Regions from separate parts of the Homo sapiens genome. Here region 1 is linked to region 2. A link is an interaction called in ENCODE POLR2A ChIA-PET data of the cell type or tissue named here. Cell type or tissue: Panc1. All regions are shown on one strand. Each heading gives the region's core, and the rest is flanking DNA. Links, peaks and the distances in the headings are about the cores only.

Region 1 (5,378 bases), core at 229-5,228, 210 kb after region 2:
GTGGTGGCCTGGCAGAGGGGCTCCTCACTTCCCAGAAGGGGTGGCCGGGCAGAGGCGCCCCCCACCTCCCGGATGGGGCGGCTGGCCGGGTGGAGGCGCCCCCCACCTCCCTCCCGGACGGGGCGGCTGGCCGGGTGGGGGCTGACCCCCCACCTCCCTCCCGGACGAGGCGGCTGGCTGGGTGGGGGCTGCCCCCCACCTCCCTCCCGGACCGGGTGGCTGCCGGCTGGAGACGCTCCTCACTTCCCAGACGGGGTGGCTGCCGGGCGGAGGGGCTCCTCACTTCTCAGACAGGGCGGCCGAGCAGAGACGCTCCTCACCTCCCAGACGGGGTCTCGGCGGGGCAGAGGCGCCCCCCACCTCCCAGACGGGGCGGCTGGCCGGGCGGGGGCTGCCCCCAACCTCCCGGACGGGGCGGCTGCCGGGTGGAGACGCTCCTCACTTCCCAGACGGGGCGGCTGCCGGGTGGAGGGGCTCCCCACTTCCCAGACGGGGCGGCTGCCGGGAGGAGGGGCTCCTCACTTCTCAGACGGGGGGGGGCCGGTCAGAGACGCTCCTCACCTCCCAGACGGGGTGGCGGCGGGGCAGAGACACTCCTCAGTTCCCAGACGGAGTCATGGCCGGGCAGAGGCACTCTTCACATCTCAGACGGGGTGGCAGGGCAGAGGCGCTCCCCACATCCCAGATGATGGGCGGCCAGGCAGAGACGCTCCTCACTTCCTAGACGGCGTGGCGGCCGGGAAGAGGCGCTCCTCACTTCCCGGACTGGGCGGCCAGGTAGAGGGGCTCCTCACATGCCAGAGGATGGGCGGCCAGGCAGAGACGCTACTCACTTCCCAGACGGGGTGGCGGCCGGGCAGAGGCTGCAATCTCGACACTTTGGGAGGCCAAGGCAGGCGGCTGGGAGGCGGAGGTTGTAGCGATCCGAGATCACGCCACTGCACTCCAGCCTGGGCAACGTTGAGCACTGAGTGAGCGAGACTCCGTCTGCAATCCCGGCACCTCGGGAGGCCGAGGCTGGCAGACCACTCACGGTCAGGAGCTGGAGACCAGCCCGGCCAACACGGCAAAACCCCGTCTCCACCAAAAAATACGAAAACCAGTCAGGTGTGGCGGCGCGCGCCTGCAATCCCAGGCACTCGGCAGGCTGAGGCAGGAGAATCAGGCAGGGAGGCTGCAGTGAGCCGAGATGGCGGCAGTACAGTCCAGCCTCCACTCGGCATCAGAGGGAGACCGTGCAAAGGGGAGAGGGGGAGGGGGAGGGGGAGGGAGAGGGAGAGGGAGTTGTTGATTTTTAAGTTTGTTCAGTTTTTACTTATTTTAAGGACAGAGAGGTGACTTCTAAGCTCCTTACATGCCAGACTGGAAACCAGAAGTCCCTCACCAAAATTATTCTGGTACATAAGATCTCTAAAAGGGCTTCCTCCACCCGGGAAGAATTGGATTTTAGTTAACATCTGTCAAGCACCATCTGTGAGCCAGATGTCTAGTAAATACTTTCACACGCATTGCTTCATTAAGTCCTCACAACAGCCCTGAGAGGTGGGTATTATTATTATCATCCCCATTTTACAGGTGAGAAAGCTGATATTCAGAAAACTAAAATGACTTGACAAAATTATAAAGGTAGAAGGCCGGGCTCAGTGGCTCATGCCTGTAATCTCAGCACTTTGGGAGGCCGAGGTGGGCAGATCACATGAGGTCCATGACCAACATAGAGAAACCCTGTCTCTCCTAAAAATACAACATTAGCCAGGCGTGGTGGTGCATGCCTGTAATCCCAGCTGCTGGGGAGGCTGAGGCAGGAGAATCGCTTGAACCCGGGAAGCAAAGGTTGCAGTGAGCTGAGATCGCGCCATTGCACTCCAGCCTGGGCAACAAAAGCAAAACTCCATCTCAAAAAAAAAAAAATTTACAAAGGTAGAAACTGGTAAAGCTAATATTAAAACAAGGTTTTTTTTGGGCGGCTGAGGCGGGTGGATCACCTGTGGTCGGGAGTTCATGACCAGCGTGGCCAATATGGTGAAACCCCATCTCTACTAAAAATATAAAAATTAGCTGGGCGTGGTGGCGCTGGCCTGTAGTCCCAGCTACTCTGGAGGCTGAGGCAGGAGAATCGCTTGAACCTGGGAGGTGTAGGTTGCAGTGAGCCAAGATTGCGCCACTGCACTCCATCCTGGGCAACTGAGTGAGACTCCATCTCAAAATAAATAAACTAATTAATTAAAAAATAAAACAAAGTCTTCTGACGCCAAGGCTAAGGACTTAACTTTAGAATATGAAAAGTCTCAAGTTATTTTCTGCTCCTCTTCCTTCTCTCTCTGGGACCTTTACTCATGTTTGGGTTTTCATGGCGGTGGGGGCATTGGCAGTACTGAACTCTGCCCACTGAATCTAATCTATAGCAGAGGCTTCAACAACTATATGGCCAATACAATTCAGATTTATTTTGACTTTCCAAAACATACCACCAGAATTAGCAGGCACCTGGCACAGTTCAATTTCAACAAGCAGTTCTATATATTTTATATATATATATACTTTTTTTAGATGAATTTTTGCTCTTGTTGCCCAGGCTGGAGTGCAATGGCACAATCTTGGCTCACTGCAACCTCCACCTCCCTGGTTCAAGTGATTTTCCTGCCTCAGCCTCCCAAGTAGCTGGGATTACAGGCACCTGCCACCAGGCCTGGCTAATTTTTTGTATTTTTAGTAGAGACAGGGTTTTGCCATGTTGGCCAGGCTGGTCTCGAACTCCTGACCTCAGGTGATCCACCGCCCCCCGCCACCCCGCCCCAGCCTCCCAAAGTGCTGGGATAGCAGGCATGAGCCACCACGCAGGCATGAGCTACCGCGCCAGGCCCTCTTCTATGTTATTTTTAACTGTTTAGAGCTTCTTAACCAAGGTCTATGGATTCCTTAAGGGTCCTCAGGGGCTTTAAGAGGTTTGCGAATCTCTTGAAACCATGTTACATCTTGTGGGTATAGGAAAAGGTGAATTTGTTTTGAGGAGAGGGTTTATCTTTTTCATTAACGTCTCAAAGAGGTCTCCAATGCAAACAAGGTTAAAAATAATTAATACAGGCTTTATCCAAGAAGGATTTGTTTTAAACTTTTTGACCTCAGCCTAGGGAGAAAACCAGATACAAGTAAGGAATGCAGCAGCTCATATCAGGAAATAATAATAACACTAATACTTCAGTAATTACTTTTTTCCTCTATGCTGATTGAGACATAGATCTGGCTTTCGCCAAACAAAAATAATAATAAAGAAAGAAACCCCAGTGATTTGTGCTGAGACCAAGAGGATGCATCTGTTTCCTGAATCAACCAGATCAAATGAACACTGGATCAAAAGCTGCCAATGCCGAGACTTCATTTTCTTTCAGAGAAAGATGAAGCAGCTATGCTAAAGAGAGAGGGGAAAAGAGTAAACCCAGGCAAGAGGAGAAATATAAGTTCTGGTTCAGGATGATGCCAATGGATTTCTTGATATGGTACCTTCTCTAGACTAAAGATCATTCCAAACAGGTATTTTTCTACAATACCTGCATGCTAACTCCTCTCTGAAACAGTTATGCAACGGAGGCTTTGGCTCAGTCTGTCTGCAAGAGCTACATTGAATCTTGCCACCCACTCCTGCATCTTACCCAGTCTTCCACATACCTGCCACGAGCCATGCTTAACTCTTTGTCATGTTCTCAGTTCCCATGGCATCTTTGCATTTGCTGTTCCCTGAGCATTTGCTGTTTCCTCTGCTTGAAATACCCTTCACTCCCTTTTCCCCCTGGCTATCTCCTCTTCAGCCCAAGGGACATCTCTTCTAAGAAGCTTTCTGTAACCCCTTAGGGAAAATTAGTATCTTTTATACATATATATATATATATATGTTTTTTGTTTGTTTGTTTGTTTGTTTAAAGGTGCAGTCTCACTCTGTCACGCAGGCTGGAGTGCAGTGGCATGATCTTGGCTCACTGCAACCTCTGCCTCTGAGTTCAAGCGATTCTCCTACCTCAGCCTCCAGAGTAGCTGGGATTACAGGTGTGCACCACCACGCCCAGCTAATTTTTGTATTTTTAGTAGATACACAGTTTTACCATGTTGGCCAGGCTGGTCTCGAACTCCTGACCTCAGGTGATCTGTCCACCTCAGCTTCCCAAAGTGCTGGGATTATAGGTGTGAGCCACCATGTCTGGCCTCATTATTTTATTTTTAATTGACAAATAACAATTGTATATATTTATGGGGTACAATATGATGTTTTGCTATATGTTCACAATGTGGAATGATTCAATCCTGCTACTTAACAAATTCATCACCTCATATAGTAATCTTTTTTTTTGTGGTGAAAACATTTAAAATCTATTCTTCTATAAATCAACACTTTTAAAGAATAGAAGAGCTGCTCTCTTTCCTGGAAGCAGGGAGCTGTGCAGAATGACTAGCGATGTTAGAATTCTCTGATTCTTTTTTTCATGTTAGAATGGCATAAGATCATAAGTTTTGAGATTTAAAAGGGACTTTGAAGACCCTTTGAAAATCCAAGCTTTCACTCTACCCATATCCTGATTTGATTCATATCTCTCTGTCATTATATTCCTGGAGAGCACAGGTGGAATACAATCCAAAATAGCTTTCCTTAGAAGGGTTTGGTCCTGTGAATACCTTCCCCAAGGATCATGTGGTGTAAACACCTTCATTTGAGGAAAATGATATCTAAATACATGCTCCCCACAGATGCGTCCAGTGCTTTATGGTTTATAAAATTGTCCTCCTTACAGTTTCTAACTCAATAAGGGATAACTCAGTGGCTTAAAGGTCATTCATCAAGGATAATTCGTCCAGGTCACCAGCTTGTTAATGGTGGAACTTAGGCCAGAACTCCTGGTGGAATGCACTTTATCCCTCACCCTGATACTTTCTTATTGAAAATTATTCTGAAATACTACTTGTACAATTTTGAGCAGAAGTGATGGCCATATCCAGGGATAATATAGAAGTAAGTTAAAGATTCCGATGTTTACAATGAAATTAGCAAAGCGTTTCTTGAAGTGGGCACAATCCATACAGCCCTTAACAAGGAAATGTTAGAGATGTTTTGAAGCTGAGAATTAACCAGTAACACCAAAGCCAGTGATGTTTTGCCTTATTTCAAAGCACTTCAGAGGCATCCTTCACAGGGCAGGATATGTTGTAAGCAGTGCTTGCTTCTCAAACACTGATATGTATAGAGGCATCTCAGGATCATGGTAAATGCAGATTCTGATTCTCAAGGTCTTGGGTAGGGCCCGAGATTATGCATTCCTAACAAGCTTCCAAGATTTGCCAAGGCTGCTGGTCCATGGACCACACCACAGGCAGCAAGTTGTAACGAAAGA
Region 2 (5,378 bases), core at 244-5,243:
GTACAGGCTGCTTTTAATAAAACTGAAAGCAAATGCTTATGGAACCCCTGACACACCTCAAGGAGCACACTTTAAAAATGTGTGATCTACCTACCCTTTGACTTTATGGAGGAAGAAAGTAAGTCCCAGAATGGTCTAGCAACTTGTCCCAGAATGGTCTAGCAACTCAACCCAGAACACCCAGTACCAAGACTAAAATACAAATCCTGGACTCCTCCACAGGGCTAATCTCTTCATCTGAAGAGAGGGTCAGAGTTGGCAATCCCCAAGTCCCTATCTGAACCCTTCCTCCACCTTGTATGATAAATCTGGGGGTCCTAAATTGAGGCTCCCCTGTCTGAATCTAGCCCACTGCCATGCATTGCTTGACCTGTGATGTTTCTTAAAATCTTAAGTATTTAAAAATTAGGGAGATAGAAGCCAGGTGCAGTGGCTCACACTTGTAATCCCAGCACTTTTAGAGGCTGAGGCAGGTGGATCACCTGAGTTCAAGGGAGTTCAAGACCAGCCTGGCCTGTAACATGGTGAAACCCCGTCTCTACTGAAAAAAATATATATACAAAAATTAGCTGGGCATGGTGGCCTGTAATCCTAGCTACTCGGGAGGCTGACGCAGGAGAATCGCTTGAACCTGGGAGGCAGAGGTTGCAGTGAGCCAAGATCGCACCACTGTCCTCCAGCCTGGGCAACAAGAGCAAAACTCTGTCTCAAAAAAAAAAATTAGGGAGATAGCATTTTTTAAATCTTGTTTTTTGGCTTCTCAGAAATACATCTGGCTTTCTCATTTGGCCACATTAAAGACATGAATTGGATCTGAGTGTCAGCCTCGCTTCCCGGGGGGAAGTGCTTGGAGTTCACAGCCATTCCCTAGTAATGTCACCCCAACGCTGAGGACAAATGGCAGTTGCCAAGCAACACTGCCCCCACGATGTTGATTTTCTCTATCAAACATGAGCATGCGAAAGACTGAGAGGCAGTATGCTTTTCCATCTTTTTGTCCATTCCCTTTATTTATGTCCCCAAATGTCCCTGAAGACATTGGTGTTTGTAACCCTTGATCAAAATGCACCCTGCAACCAAAGTCCACGGGTTGAAATGATTAACAAACTGTTTACTTTCCAAGTGTCTCTCTTAGGAGAGGATTTCTGGCCCATGTCAGGTGTGAATAATGTGCACAATATGAATATAAAATGTACCATTCTGCCTGCCACTACCTTTTCTCCTCACTCATGAACCAGCCCCTCACACTGCCACCATGACCCCCAAAAAAGAGCAGAGAGTTTCAATTCTTCAGTTGAAGACTTCTGGCTGCATGCACTTAAATCTGAATAATGAAACCACTCCATTAATCCTACCAGTTCTCTCCTGCGCCGCTCGTCCACCTTAGAATACGGATAAAAACAGCTAACAGGCACCATTTACCAAATGCTTGCTGTGTTCAGGGCTAGCTCCCCACGGAATCCTCCCTTCCCCACTGCCCAGCTGGGTGTATATTCAGTCCATGCCTTCCTGGCTCCCCAGGCTCCACATCCCTCCCAGAGGAGGAAACCAGCTTCCAAGTTCCAGGTTCACAAACTGCCTCTGACTGACCACAAAATGCTAATCGGGTCTCTGTCTACACTCTGGCCAGAAAGCCAAGGGTTAGCCCTATCACAGGCTCACAAGGAAGATCAGCAGTGAGGTCAACAGTCCCAGATGCTTCTCACGGAACTATCTGCAGTCACCTGGGTCCTTCCAAGGCTTTGCAAACAGAAGTTCCCACAGTCAAACGACCACCCCACCGAGTCCCACCACACTACAGAGGTGAGGAGGACAGAGACAGGGTGGGGCAGAGAAGCTGCGGGACTTGAAGTCAGGCCTGAGTTTGAAGCCTGGCACCACCACCTATTAGCAGGATGTCCCCGGACCCGTGACCTAACTTCTTGCATTTTTTCACCTGTCAGTTACCATCCGCTCTGCAAGCTTGGTGAGGGGATTAGCAGCACACAGTAGGGGCTTTAGAAACAGCAGCAAATGTCATGGACCCCAAAAGGGGGAGTCACCTGGCACCGTCAGCCACTGAGTGCAGGAACTTTGAGGACAGCGGGATCCTACCAGCTACAGGAACCTGAGAAAGCCCCTTACCCACTCTCAGCAATGAGCAATGACAGGAGGGAGCTGAAGCAAAGGAGGGTAAAATGCTGATCAGTACTGAACCTGAGACATGGGCACTTGGAAGTCTATTTGATCTTTTTTTTTTTTTTTTTCTTTTTGAGACAGAGTTTTGCTCTTGTTGCCTAGGCTGTAGTGCAATGGCGCAATCTCGGCTCACTGCAACCTCCACCTCCCAGGTTCAAACAATTCTCCTGCCTCAGCCTCCCAAATAGCTGGGATTATAGGCATGTGCCACTACACCCAGCTAATTTTTTGTATTTAGTAGAGACAGGGTTTCACCATGTTGGCTAGGCTGGTCTCAAACTCCTGACCTCCGGTGATCCACCCGCCTTGGCCTCCCAAAGTGCTGGGACCACACCCAGCCCATTTGATCATTTTCATAACTAAGAGAAAATGGCAAGGGGTGCTTGGGATATCTCTGTGAAACTTCCTCTACATTTTGCTGTGAACCTAAAACTGCTCTAAAAATAGTCTTTTTAAATATATATACAGTATTTACCTCATAAGACTGTTGTGACAAGTATTAAATTATATAATCTACGTGAAGCACTTAGCATACGAGGGGCACACAATAAATAGTAGCTATTATTGTCATCACTACCACTAGCACAGCCTTGGGAAGGAGAGTTCGAGCAGTGAAACACGGGAGAGGTGAGCTGCCTCACTAGGATAAAGCAGGGCCAGAAGGTATCTCTGCAACACAGAAGCCTCAACAGCAGAGAGGGGCAAGTCAGTGTCTTGGATTCTGCTGCATGAAAGGAGGAACTTGGGCTGAAGTTCTCAGAACAAGAAGCTACATTCTTGTCTCCTTCTGTCCATCATGGCCAGAGCTGCACTGAGCCCCCAAGGCAGCCACCCCACCTCCACCCAAGGAGCTCAATGCCCTCCAAAAAGCCTCCATCACCCCCACAACACACACCTGCCAGTGGGGTCTGCTGAGTTTAGGTGGGAGCCCAGGACCCAGGCCCCCTCTTCCCCACGTGCCAAGAAAGTCCAAGGGTGGGCTCAGACATCTCAGGTGGTGGTGACAGGTCAGCTCTTAGACAGTCTCCCGCCTACAACAGTCCCTTTCAATTAAAAGTTAGGGCATTATTCAACTTCAATCCAGACAGCACAGGAAACTGCCGCTGTTCTGCAATCCTCTTTCAATGATAACCTAAATACAACCATCAGCAAAGGCAAAACAAATTCAAGGCAAACCCATCCAGTCATCCTAAGACTTTTGATAAAATGGCACCTTGGCAAATCACATTGGGCAGGTACTCTCAAGCCAGAAATGCCACAAAGCAGACACTTTTATTTGACATCCATGCAATGGAAAAAGAACTCTGAGCATCAGATAGGAGATCACTGGAGAGCTGGTGCACCAGAGCCTACCCACAATCAGAAGAGAGTGACGGGAGGAGACAGCTGATTTTCAACATCTCATCAAGCCTCATGAATGCCCTAAATCAGGGGTCAGCAAACGTCTTCTGTAATAGGCCAGACAGTAAACATTTTAGGCCTGGCAGGCTTTAAACTGTGCCCTTGTACTGCGAAACCAGCCATCGATGATATGTAAACTAACGACTGTAGCTGAGTTCCAACAGAACTTTACTTACAAGCGTTAAATGTATATTTTACATAATTTTCATGTGTCATGAAACATTATTCTTTGTAGATTTTGTTTTCTCCACCCATTTAAAAATGTGGAAACTATTCTTGGCTCTTGGGCCACCCAAAAACAAGCAGTGGCTGCATTTGGCCCATGGGCTATAGTTTGCTGACCCTTCCCCTGAATCATCCATTTACCCTGGACAGAGCCACAGGGATGGACCCGCAGCAGCTCAGAGCAGGGACCATGTGGTCTAGTCCTGATTCTATATCCTGGTTCTGATGATTACTAGCTTGAGATCTGAGCTAAATTTCGATCTTCCCCTCTGAAAGGAAGGATTATGGCAGGACTCTCCTCAAGCCCTTGAGAGAATTAAGCGAAATAACATCAGGCAGGAGGCAGATGTTCGAGAGAAGATAACTCTGTTATTACTATCATTGTTTCTAGATTTCAATCAACCCAATTTAAGAACACAGGGTCTCAATCCTTGTCTGAATTTCCAATTGGAGATTTTTGGTGGATAAGACATGGGAAGGAACAAATGAATACAGGTTATTTAAGAGATAAAGGCCGGGCGCGGTGGCTCACGCCTGTAATCCCAGCACTTTGGGAGGCCGAGACGGGCGGATCACGAGGTCAGGAGATCGGGACCATCCTGGCTAACACGGTGAAACCCCGTCTCTACTAAAAATACAAAAATTAGCCGGGCATGGTGGCGCGTGCCTGTAGTCCCAGCTACACAGGAGGCTGAGGCAGGAGAATGGCGTGAACCCGGGAGGCGGAGCTTGCAGTGAGTCGAGATCGCGCCACTGCACTCCAGCCTGGGCGACAGAGCGAAACTCCGTCTCAAAAAAAAAAAAAAAAAAAAAGAGATAAAATGATTTGAAATGTGGGTCCACTGGCAACAGAGGATGGTGCCTGGTGGTCAAGGCTGTGGGACCACAGCTGCCTTCTCAAAGCAGGCCCTGTGGTGTCCAGGACTTATGCAGCCTGGCCCACTCTGTGAGCCTCGGCATAAGCCTTGCATTTCCATAGATTTACCTTATCCCGCTAGTTACAGTAGAAACTGTTGAGGTAAGAGAAGTCACACACTTCCTACCCACCAGAGCCTAGCTCGTGGCCTTCCCCATTAAATGCTGATTCAGCACCCCCAGGGAACAGGCTAGTGAGTGGAGTTTTAATGGGATTTTCAGGGCCTGGAACAGAGCTGGCCTGGCCTCTTGTGGGTCAGACTGAATAGGCATGCGCGGACACCAAAGCCTCAAGGGCAAGCAGTGGAACTGTGTGATCAGTCATAAAGGGGACAAGATCCTAGGGATTGTCTATACCGACATCCTCTGTTTGGAGTTGAGGAAAAAGGCCCAGAAAGGTAAAGTGACTTATCCAGAACACCTGGATCTGAAACTCATTCATTCATCCCCTTCACTGACTGTGTCCCCTAAGTCAGGCCCTTTGAGCTCTCTAGGGACGGAGTGAAAGCCCCCTAGTCTTGGGTTGCTTAAAGGCCAGCAAAACCAAGAAATAAATAAACAAAACAAAAAAAAATTCAGGCCGGGTGCGGTGGCTCATGCCTGTAATCCTAGCACTTTGGGGGGCTGAGGCTGGGGATTGCCTGAGCTCAGGAGTTTGA

Evidence for each region. Peaks named below come from ENCODE experiments on the same cell type or tissue, not always from the same donor. Only the 100,000 strongest peaks of a DNase experiment are listed, where the experiment ranks them.
Region 1: POLR2A ChIA-PET joins it to region 2 with 5 read pairs; 5 of 35 experiments call an interaction of 5 or more read pairs at or near these places.

Annotation. Positions count from the first base shown.
Region 1 is chr11:47,888,178-47,893,555 of GRCh38, reverse strand. No RefSeq gene overlaps it. Among named protein-coding and RNA genes, the nearest start is that of NUP160, 43 kb to the right of the region's middle. In Panc1, for the core only: no CTCF peak of the experiment used is centred there; no DNase peak of the experiment used is centred there; H3K27ac peaks cover 645 bases.
Region 2 is chr11:48,097,757-48,103,134 of GRCh38, reverse strand. All of the region lies in intron 1 of PTPRJ (protein tyrosine phosphatase receptor type J), which reads right to left. Among named protein-coding and RNA genes, the nearest start is that of MIR3161, 3.7 kb to the right of the region's middle. RefSeq lists an enhancer at 5,009-5,378. In Panc1, for the core only: no CTCF peak of the experiment used is centred there; no DNase peak of the experiment used is centred there.